2 separate regions of the Homo sapiens genome follow, and region 1 is linked to region 2. A link is an interaction called in ENCODE POLR2A ChIA-PET data of the cell type or tissue named here. Cell type or tissue: CD4-positive, alpha-beta T cell. All regions are shown on one strand. Each heading gives the region's core, and the rest is flanking DNA. Links, peaks and the distances in the headings are about the cores only. Region 1 holds the start of SOWAHA (sosondowah ankyrin repeat domain family member A). Region 2 holds the start of CCNI2 (cyclin I family member 2).

Region 1 (5,370 bases), core at 173-5,172, 67 kb after region 2:
TCCTAAGGAATTACTCAGAAAGGTGCACAAAGTCTTATATATCAACAGCATCATTTATAAGAATTAAAAACTAGAAACAATATAAACAATGAAGAACAAGAAAACAAAGTATAATACTACATTTATTTGATGCTATCATTAAAAGTTGTATGTTTTTGAAGACTAGACTAGCTATTGTCATTGGGAGGAATGCTCACAATATAAAGTGAGGGGGAAATGTTTAAATTGTTTGCATCTTGGGGACAGGGCTGAACTCAGAAATTGCCCCTGGGGATTGGATTGGGGAAAGGGGACCCTTTACATTTTAGTCTTCTGTTTTCCTTTTGAGTAATACTAATAGTAGTGACTATACTACTAATAATAATTCAAATGATTACTGTAAGCCAAGCATTATGCTAAGTCTTTTGTGTTTATTTTCTCACTTAATTCTCTCAACCATCTGAGCAGGTAAGTACTATTTTCCTCATTCCTTTACAGACAAGAAAGCTGAGGCACAGAGAAGTCAAGGCATTTGCCCAAGGTAGAGCCAGAACTCAAGTGTAGAATGTTGACTCCAGAGTCTTGTTTTCTCAGCTACTACAATATGCTGCTTCTGGTTAGATATATTTGTAGTACTGCAATTATTTATTTATTTATGAGACAGGGCTTGCTCTTGTCATCCAGGCTGGAGTGCAGTGGCGCCATCTCAGCTCACTGCAACCTCCACCTCCCGGGTTCAAGCGATTCACCTGCCTCAGCCTCCGGAGTAGCTGGGATTACAGGTGCGTGCCATCACACCCAGCTAATTTTTGTATTTTTAAGTAGAGATGGATTTCACCATGATGGCCAGGCTGGTCTCGAACTCCTGACCTCAGATCATCCGCCCAAGTCAGCCTCCCAAAGTGCTGGGATTAGAGGCGTGAGCCATCGCGCCCGGCCTGCATTTTAAATTAAGGAACTGATTCTACCTCTGCCAGGCAGTTCCCTCAACTAGAAACCTCTTCCCCGTCTACATAACTCCCTGATCTCCTTCAAGTCCTTGTTTAAATGTCACTTTCACAACGAGTACTATCCTGACTGCCCAGATCAAAATTGCAACCTGACCCTCATCCGTTATACCCCGCTGTGCTTTTTTCATAGCATGTATTTAGTATATCATATAGTTTTCGGATTCACCATATGCTTCTGTTCTCCTCCAACACATGAGCCCCACTAGGTCACGGGTTTTTAAATCTGTCTTGCTAACTGACGCATCTTAGCCAAAAAAAAAAAAAAAAAAGTCCTGGCACAAACTACGTGCTCAATACCTATCTGTGGAACAAACGAAGGTTTAAAACCATGGCATGACTCCGCATTGCTTTCTTACTTTAAAGCATAAACATACATACACACATGGGAGACAGGGAGAGGATATTTCAAAATGTTAATGGTGATTTCAAGTGATTTTTTTTCCTTCTTTATGTTTTCCTCTATGTTTTCCTGTTATGTTTATGTTTCCTGTGGTTTTATACCCCAAATTCTACGTGAAAATGTATTCTCTTACCATGAGAAAATTGCTTTTGAAAACGTCTCTCTAAACCTAGAGTAACGTGCATTGCCGCGCAGAGTGAATTGGTTTTGCTGTAAATCTCATGAAGCCGTTTTCCTGCATGAAACACAGTAAAAAAAAAAAAAAACTGGAGTGGTATTGACGACCTTTAAAAAAAAAAGATTGTTCTGAAATCATCGCTTGGTGTTTTGCAGTGGTTAAATGTTTATTAAAGGAATAAAAATCCATTCCTCCTTGGCGGACCGCGGCGTCCCTAGGGAACACACCCACCTAGCAACCGAGACCAGAGCTGGAGCGCTGCGCCTTTAATTCTGGGGCGGGCGGGGGGCGGCGGGAATTTCTGCTCCGGTTCCCTCTGCATCGCGGGGGCAGCTGTCACCTGTAAGGCGAGCGCGGCGCGGGGGATGGAAGCAGGCGCCCATTGGACAGAATACAAAGGCAGAAACCTACCCCGAAGGCCGGGGCCCGGCGGGGCGCTGGGGGTGGGCGCTCCCCGCGGCCCCCGGCGCCCTTCGCCCCGAGACGCCCCGGCCCAGCGGCACTGGCGCGACCGAGGTCCAGCTTCGGGGACACGCCCGGCTGGCCGCGGGGAAGGCACCAGGTGAGCGCGGCCGCGCCTCCCGGAACCCCGCTCCCGCGCGTCCCGCGGCGACGCGGCGCCCACCCGCCCCGGGAGCCAGGAACCCAGGGCCCCACCATGGCGCTGGCCGCCGCCGCCGCCGCTGCGGCTGCCGGGGTGAGCCAGGCGGCGGTGCTGGGCTTCCTGCAGGAGCACGGCGGGAAGGTGCGCAACTCCGAGCTGCTGAGCCGCTTCAAGCCGCTGCTCGATGCCGGCGACCCGCGGGGCCGCGCCGCCCGCAGGGACCGCTTCAAGCAGTTCGTCAACAACGTGGCGGTGGTGAAGGAGCTCGACGGCGTCAAGTTCGTGGTGCTGAGGAAGAAGCCCCGGCCCCCGGAGCCCGAGCCCGCACCCTTCGGCCCCCCGGGGGCAGCGGCCCAGCCGTCGAAACCCACTTCGACGGTCTTGCCGCGGAGCGCCTCTGCCCCGGGAGCTCCGCCCTTGGTCCGGGTGCCGCGGCCAGTGGAGCCGCCAGGGGACCTGGGTCTGCCAACAGAGCCACAGGACACCCCGGGGGGGCCGGCCTCCGAGCCCGCTCAGCCGCCCGGGGAGCGGTCCGCCGACCCACCGCTTCCAGCCCTTGAGCTAGCCCAGGCCACCGAGAGACCCTCCGCAGACGCGGCCCCACCGCCTAGGGCCCCTTCTGAGGCGGCATCGCCCTGCTCTGATCCGCCAGACGCGGAGCCCGGGCCCGGGGCAGCGAAAGGGCCGCCGCAGCAGAAGCCCTGTATGCTGCCGGTGCGCTGCGTCCCGGCCCCCGCCACGCTCCGCCTCCGGGCGGAGGAGCCCGGCCTGCGCCGGCAGCTGTCGGAGGAGCCGAGCCCGCGGAGCTCCCCTCTGCTGCTGAGGCGGCTCTCGGTGGAAGAGTCCGGTCTGGGCCTCGGCCTGGGCCCGGGCCGCTCCCCGCACCTGAGGCGCCTGTCGCGCGCCGGCCCGCGTCTGCTGAGCCCTGACGCCGAGGAGTTGCCCGCCGCGCCGCCGCCGTCCGCGGTGCCCCTGGAGCCGTCCGAGCACGAGTGGCTCGTGCGGACTGCCGGGGGCCGCTGGACCCACCAGCTGCACGGGCTGCTGCTGCGCGACCGCGGCTTGGCGGCCAAGCGCGACTTCATGTCTGGCTTCACGGCCCTGCATTGGGCCGCCAAGAGCGGCGACGGCGAGATGGCGCTGCAGCTGGTGGAGGTCGCGCGGCGCAGTGGCGCACCAGTCGACGTGAACGCACGCTCCCACGGCGGCTACACGCCGCTGCACCTGGCTGCACTGCACGGCCACGAGGACGCTGCCGTGCTGCTGGTGGTGCGTCTGGGTGCCCAGGTGCACGTGCGTGATCACAGCGGGCGTCGCGCCTACCAGTACCTGCGGCCCGGCTCCTCGTACGCGCTGCGCCGCCTTCTTGGCGATCCAGGCCTGCGAGGCACCACGGAGCCAGATGCGACCGGTGGTGGAAGTGGCAGTCTTGCTGCCAGGCGCCCCGTACAGGTGGCCGCCACCATCCTCAGTTCCACCACCAGTGCATTTCTGGGCGTCCTGGCTGACGACCTCATGCTCCAGGACCTGGCCCGAGGCTTGAAGAAGTCGAGCTCCTTCAGCAAGTTCTTGAGCGCCTCGCCCATGGCTCCACGTAAAAAGACAAAGATCCGCGGTGGTCTGCCAGCCTTCTCAGAAATCTCTCGTCGACCTACTCCGGGGCCTTTAGCTGGTCTAGTGCCCAGTTTGCCTCCAACAACCTGAAGGTCCCTGGGGCTACCACCTGGTTGATCTATCGTGGCCTGCTCGTCGCAGTCCAAACCCGCCCAAGACTGCAGCCCAATCAACGCCTGGAGCCTCATTCTGTTTCCAGCTTTGTCCAGGGCAGCCTGTTTTACCCAGATGGGCCTGCACCTCCAGCTTCTTTCTGAAGCATGACCCATCTCCAGAGATGGGATTTGAGAAATCAGTGAGAGCTTCCTATAAAGAACTCCAGGAGACAGGCCTGAACTCTAGAGGGAACTTGAAATCCAGGGTCAAAGGTTAAGGGGCAGCAGCTGGTCTGGCCCCTGAAAGCCTTCACCTGATGCCTCTGCAGCTACACAATCCCAAGACAGAGCTAGAGCAAGGGTCTCTTTAAATGTTGAAAGATGTTAGGTTGTCAGCTTTAAGATATGTGGTGGTTTTGTAATTTGATGCTTTTATTCTGTTTTTAAATTGAAATGAGGTAATGCAACTTTCGTAATAACCTTTTGGAATTATATTTTTCCACTTTTAGGCAAAGTGCTTAGACATTTTCAATTTTTTTTTTGCTAAATACTTTGGAATTCTATTTAAAAAATAGATGATCAAGATCTAAAGGAAATTAATCCCAACCAACAAACTTAAAAGTTTATCTACCTCGTTTTAGGCAATCAAGATTCTGGAGAGTCTTGAACACAGAATAACGATTGTGACCATTATGAATGTAACTAATTTCAGTTGTACTGTGAATGCTAAATATTTGCAAACAAGTACATCTTGAAAGTAAAGGTGACTTAGAGAAAAGAGACATTTTGACAGATACTTTTAATTTGTGGTTGTCTCCATCATGAAATAGAAACGTGTTTGGCACTTGTGGGTGGCTATTTTGATTTGGCATGACTACTTAATTTTTTAAAAAAATTGTGGTTTGTGAATTGCACCTTTGTGCCATGTTTCTGAATCTGGTTTTCAAATCCAGTGGAGCCTTTCAGTGAAATAGGTGACTATTAAAAAAGTAATAGTATTACAGAAAAATGAGCGATTAAATAGTAATGGATACAATTAAGGAGCAACTATTTTATATGACTGTTCTGTACAAACAAAAAGTATGTAATACCCATTTTAAAAAACCATTTGAAAGTAGACAACTTATTCCAAAATAGCAAATGCAGAATCTCTGCTCAGTGAGCTTGGATGAGTGGCTTAACTTCTCTGGGCCTTTGTTCCTATCTGTAAATGAGAAAGTTTGTAGATATTGCCAAGATTTCCCAGGCTCAATACAGTGTAATTATTTTATGTTTTAAAGATATGAAATCTGTTTACTCAACCAATTTTTTAAATGTCATATTGTGATAATGCTCTGCTTTTGCAAATTGTGTTTGCATGTCATTAGTTATATCAAATAGTTTTGTGGCATGGGGTAGTGGAGCTTCCCTCCCCACCCCCATATGTATCAGTGAAGCCTTTGAAATTACTTAAGGCAGTCTTTCATGGAATGTTTTGATTGAGCAATGAA
Region 2 (5,324 bases), core at 325-5,324:
ATTCTTCCCTCTCATGGCTAGTATCATTATTGTCATTCATTCAACTTATCCATAACCTACAATCATCAAATACATTATTATTATTTTGAATAAATGATTATTAGATCAATTAGGAATAAGAAAAACAAAAGTTTTATTTTACTTTCACTTATTCCTTAAAGTTCTTTCTTTATGTCGAAATTTATGACCTATATCATTTTCCTTCTCTCTGAAAAATTTCTTTTAACATTTCTTGCAAAGCAGGTCTACTGGTGAGAAATACCTTCAATTTTGTTTGTAAAAGTATTTCTCTTTCACTTCTGAAGGATAATTTCACTGAATACAGAATTCTAGGATGGTGGGGGTTTTCTCTCAAAATTTTAAATATTTCACCCCACTCTCTTCTTGCTTGCATGATTTCCGAAGACAAGTCCAATGTGATTCTTATCCTTATCCCACCTTATCTTATTTCCACCTCATCCTACCCAGCTCCTGCTCCCAGCTTTGCTTGCTCTTTCTTTCTTTCTTTCTTTCTTTTTTCTTTTCTTTTCTTTTTTTTGAGATGGAGTCTCCCTCTGTCACCCAGGCTGGAGTGCAGTGGCATGATCTCAGTTTACTGCAACCTCCACCTCTTGGATTCAAGCGATTCTTGTGCCTCAGCCTCCTGAGTAGCGGGGACTACAGACATGTGCCACCACACCTGGCTAATTTTGTATTTTTAGTAGAGACAGGGTTTCACCATATTGGCCAGGCTGGTCTTGAACTCCTGACCTCAAGTGATCCGCCCACCTCAGCCTCCCAAAGTGCTGAGATTACAGGCCAGCTTCTTTTGAGATTTTTTTTTTTTAATCTTGATTTCCTGCAGGCTTTTTTCAACTTTTATTTTAGATTCTGGTATATTGTGCAATGCTGATATTTGGGGTATGAATGATCCTGTCACCCAGGTACTGAGCACAGTACCCCATAGTTATCCAACCCTTGTCCCCTCCTTCCCTCCCCGCTCTGGTAGCCTCCAGTGTCTACTGTTGCCATCTTTACGTCCATGTGTACTCAATGCTCGCTTAAAAGTGAGAGCATGTAGTATATAATTTTCTGTTCCTGTGTTCATTTGCTTGGAATAATAGCTTCCAACTTCATCCATGTTTGCTACAAAGGACATGATTTCATTCTTTTTAATGACTACATAGTATTCCATATTGTATATGTACCACATTTTCTTTATCCAGTCGATCACTGAAGGGCACCTAGGTTGACTCCATGTCTTTGCTACTGTGACTAGTACTGTGATGAACATGCAAATGTATGTGTCTTTATGGTAGAACAATTTATTTTCCTTTTGCGTATATACCCAGTAAAGGGACTGCTGGGTTGAATAGTACTGTTTTAAGTTGTTTGAGAAATCTCTAAACTGCTTTCAACAGTGACTGAACTAATTTACATTACCACCAGCAGTGTATAAGCATTCCCTTTTCCCTGCAGCCTCACCAGCGTCTGTTGGTTTTTGACTTTTTAATAGTAGCCATTCTGATTGGTGTGAGATGCATTACTCTGATGATTAGTGATGTGGAGCATTTTTTCATGTTTGTTGACCACTTGTATATCTCCCTTTGAGAAGTCTATTCATGTCTTTTTGCCTGTTTTTTGATGGGGTTGTTTTTTGCTTGTTTAATTAAATTCCTTACAGATTCTGGATATTAAGACCTTTGTCGAATGCTTACTTTGCTAATACTTTTCTCCCACTCTATAGGTTGTCTGCTGACTCTGTTGATAGTTTCTTTTGATTTTCTACGGTTTAAATAGGAATGTCTAGGTGTAGTTCTTGGCATTTATCTTGCTTAATGTTCTCAGAGCTTCCTAGAATTGTGGTTTGGTGTTTGGCATTAATTTGGAAATATTCATTCTCAGTCGTTATTGTTTCAAATATTTCTTCTGTTCCTCTCTTTCTTGTCCTTCTGGTATTCCCATATATTTTTAATATACATTTAATGTAATGAATTTTTTAAACAAAATATAACTTAGGAGCCAGGTGTGGTGGTGTGCACCTGTAAGTCTCAGCTACTTGAGAAGCTGAGGTTGAGGGTAGCTTGAGTCCAGGAGTTTGAGGTTGTAGTGTGCTGCGATCACACCTGAGAATAGCCACTGCACTCCAGCTTGGGCAACATAGCAAGATCCACCCCTAAAATTTATGTATGTATGTGTATACATATATATGATTTGTATGATTTTCCTTATTATACGTTTATAGCTATATATGTATGTATAGATACATAAACATATATGTATATGAATGAATCACCTTGTGAGGGAGGTATTATCACTTTTTTTTTCGGAGAAGAGGTAGCCAAGGCTCTGAGAGGTCACGACACATGCATGAGATCACACAGCGCGTCTGGAATTCCATTTCAAGCCTGTCTGAGGAGGGCGCTCTCGCTGCTTCTTTACCTGGTCTTGTGTCCCCAAGTGTGTAATGTGAGGTAAGACCCAGGGTCTGTGTCCGGGAGTCCTGGCCCAAGGCGGGCGCAGTCTCCAGCCGCCCCACCCCTGGCTGGGGGCTCTGCTCAGGGAGCACGGCCGGCAGGGGGGAGGAGGCGTGCGCTAGGCAGCAGCGGGGATGGAGGGAAGGGAGGGGGTCCGCCACCCGCCTGTGCGCGCCCAGTCCTGCCGCATCCTGGGTGCGCGCCGCCCACCCGCGGGGCGAGTGCCCAGGAGGCGAGGCGCGGCCCGGTGCGCCAGAGGTAGCTCCACCGCGAGCGTTGTGGGTGGGGCCCGCCGAGCCCGCCTCCCCACCTCCCCCGGCGGCGCCCCAGGCTGCAGTGTTCCGGGAGCTGGGTTATAAAATGCCGGGTTAAGCGGCAACTCAGACTCAGGATCCCGCTCACGACATGGCCTCGGGCGCTCAGCTCCCGCCGCAGCCGTCGAGCTCAGAGGTCAGCGCCGTCCAGAGCCCAGGCGGGCGTCCCGGCGCCGGTCTGGAGGAAACAGCCCTGGGCGTTCCTCTCCCGCCGTCTCCGGGGGAGGCCCCTCTGCCCCGAAGCAACCGGAGCAGGTGCCCTGGGACCCGCCAGCCCGGAGCGGCCTCCCTCCACGCGGCGTCCGCAGCAGTCCCCGTGCGGCCCCGGCGCGGTACGGCGCCAGCCGGGAAAACCGCAGACGCGGTCCCCGCCGCCGCCCCAGAGCAAGCTCCGCGGCCGGCTCCACAGTCCCGCAAGCCGCGCAACCTGGAAGGCGACCTGGACGAGCGCCGGCTGCTCTGCCACTTGCAGCTGGCCCAGGACCGCGAGGCGCGCCTGTGGCGGGGCGGCAAACCCCAGGTACCCGTCGCTGCCGCGTGGCCCTCCTCGCGCGTGCACGGCAGGCGGATGTGGCCTCCACCTGCACCCGCGCTCGGGTGTTCTGAAACTGGAGGCCGGGCCCTTCCCCAGGTGTGGCCCCTCACGAGAGGCACGAGGCTGGATCCACCAGCTTCTCTCTAGGAGGGCGTCTTGCTAGCAGGGCCTTCGGAAGAGGGCCTGTTTGAATCAAGGAACTCAGCCTACGACGAAAAGTGGGCGCGAGGGGTGGGGGTGATGGGTGAGCCGCTGCGCCGGGGGGCGCTTACTCCCAGCGGGCATGCAGAGGAAGGGACTTCTCACTGCCCCACCCCCCGCACCTTAAGCAGGAGGCTCCTGCTGCTGGGGGACCAGGAGTGGCCGCTAGCGACCTTCCTCGCCCCACCTGCTCTTCTTCCTAGCAGGATGAAATCTGCGACGCCTTCGAGGAAGTCGTGCTGTGGCTCCTGCGGCTTCAGAACACCTTTTACTTCTCCCAGTCCACTTTTAACCTGGCCCTCACCATCTTTGGCCGCCTCCTGATTTCAGTGAAGGTAGGGAGGCCTCTGAGGGACGGTGGCAGATGGTGAGAGAAGAAACTAACCTTTGCTCCCCATTCCTGCTTGAGAGGTGAGGGTTTCCAGATGCTCAAAACCAAGGTGTATAAACTAACTTGCTCCGAGTGGAAGAGCTGGTGTTGGAACCTCTCCACATCCTACACTGGCTGTCTCAGGGTCATGTAGTCATCAGGATTGGACTTGGGGAGCGTGAGAGGACCTAGCTGGGAAAGGGCTTCCTGTGTAATGAGGTAGGATGTGCTTGTCTCGACCTGTCGAGGGCAGCTTGAGGCTAGGATGAGACTGGGTTCCCTGAGAAGGTGCCATATTTCCCACCTCCAGTCAGTCCCGAAATGAAGGAATACTGCCCAGTCATCTGCAGTTCTGAAATCAGGAGCATCTTCGTTGGTCAGATCTAAAAACGGCACTAACATTCTGTCTTGTGGAGAAATTGAGCCTTTTAAAAATGGGAAAAAAAAGCTTATTAAAACAAACGGCTGGGCGCAATGGCTCACGCCTGTAATCCCAGCAATTTGGGAGGCCAAGGGGTGTGGATCACTTGAGGTCAGGAGTTGGAGACCATCCTGGCCAGCATGGTGAAACCCTGTCTCTACTAAAAATACAAAAATTAGCCAGGTGTGGTGGCCCGCCCCTATAGTCCTAGCTACTCAGGAGGCTGTGACAGGAGAATCGCTCAAAATCAGGAGGTGGAGGTTGCAGTGAGCCAAGATCATGCCACTGCACTCCAGCCTGGGCAACAGAGTGAGACTCCATGTCAAAAAAGTGTATAAAAGAAAACAAACACAGATGCTTTTCAGTTTGTTTCTGGCATTCATATTCTGCTCAAATGTGTTTGTTCCATACTGCAGGTAAAAGAGAAATACCTGCATTGCGCCACAATTACTTCCTTGAGGCTCGCTGCAAAAGTTAATGAAGAAGAGGAGGTATGCATCCTTGGAAGTCCACACTGGGCTGCACTTGAGGTATAGGGGTGTAACATTGGAGGACTCCAGTTTCCTGATAGGTCTGTGCCCTTAGGTATGGTGGATGTTTTGAAAAAGTCACCAACTTGCCGGCATCTCTGCTATCCCTTCCATCGGCTTGTCAGGCTTTGAGACCCCACAAATGAACAAGTAGAGCAGCTGAACTGTCCTGGCCCACCAAACCTAGAGACCTGAACTCTTGACAGATACATCTGGCCTCACTGGTTGATGACAGATGCTACCTCTCTCTAAACAGGGGCATCTGCTGTTGAGCAAGGAAAAAGGCCTCCCAAACCATGTGACTTAACATCCACCCCAAGCAATTATGTCTAAGAAAGCTGCTTGAGACTTGAGGACTTGGCTGTGTCAATGAAGCTGGTCCTTGGGAACTCTGGGACCCCTGAGAGGGACAGGAGGGCCATGTGCTGGGGGTAAAGTACAAGGGGCCCATGAGCATTTCAGGCATGGCTGGATGGCTGAATTTCACTGTGGCATCT

What was found. Peaks named below come from ENCODE experiments on the same cell type or tissue, not always from the same donor. Only the 100,000 strongest peaks of a DNase experiment are listed, where the experiment ranks them.
Region 1: POLR2A ChIA-PET joins it to region 2 with 5 read pairs; 17 of 35 experiments call an interaction of 5 or more read pairs at or near these places.

What each region holds. Positions count from the first base shown.
Region 1 is chr5:132,811,397-132,816,766 of GRCh38, forward strand. SOWAHA (sosondowah ankyrin repeat domain family member A) reads left to right here and starts at 1,906. Exons shown (of 1, transcript NM_175873.6): 1 at 1,906-5,370. The coding sequence starts at 2,226. The coding sequence ends at 3,875. RefSeq lists a silencer at 2,941-3,010 and enhancers at 3,050-3,550, 3,551-4,051. In CD4-positive, alpha-beta T cell, for the core only: no CTCF peak of the experiment used is centred there; DNase peaks (open chromatin) are centred at 2,345 and 2,905; H3K4me3 peaks cover 699 bases; H3K27me3 peaks cover 2,022 bases.
Region 2 is chr5:132,744,635-132,749,958 of GRCh38, forward strand. CCNI2 (cyclin I family member 2) reads left to right here and starts at 2,792. Exons shown (of 6, transcript NM_001039780.4): 1 at 2,792-3,290; 2 at 3,713-3,841; 3 at 4,714-4,788. The coding sequence starts at 2,862. RefSeq lists an enhancer at 2,275-2,354 and silencers at 2,445-2,864, 2,875-2,944, 2,965-3,154. In CD4-positive, alpha-beta T cell, for the core only: CTCF peaks have their summits at 2,424 and 2,629; DNase peaks (open chromatin) are centred at 2,407, 2,737 and 3,307; H3K4me3 peaks cover 1,589 bases; H3K27ac peaks cover 234 bases.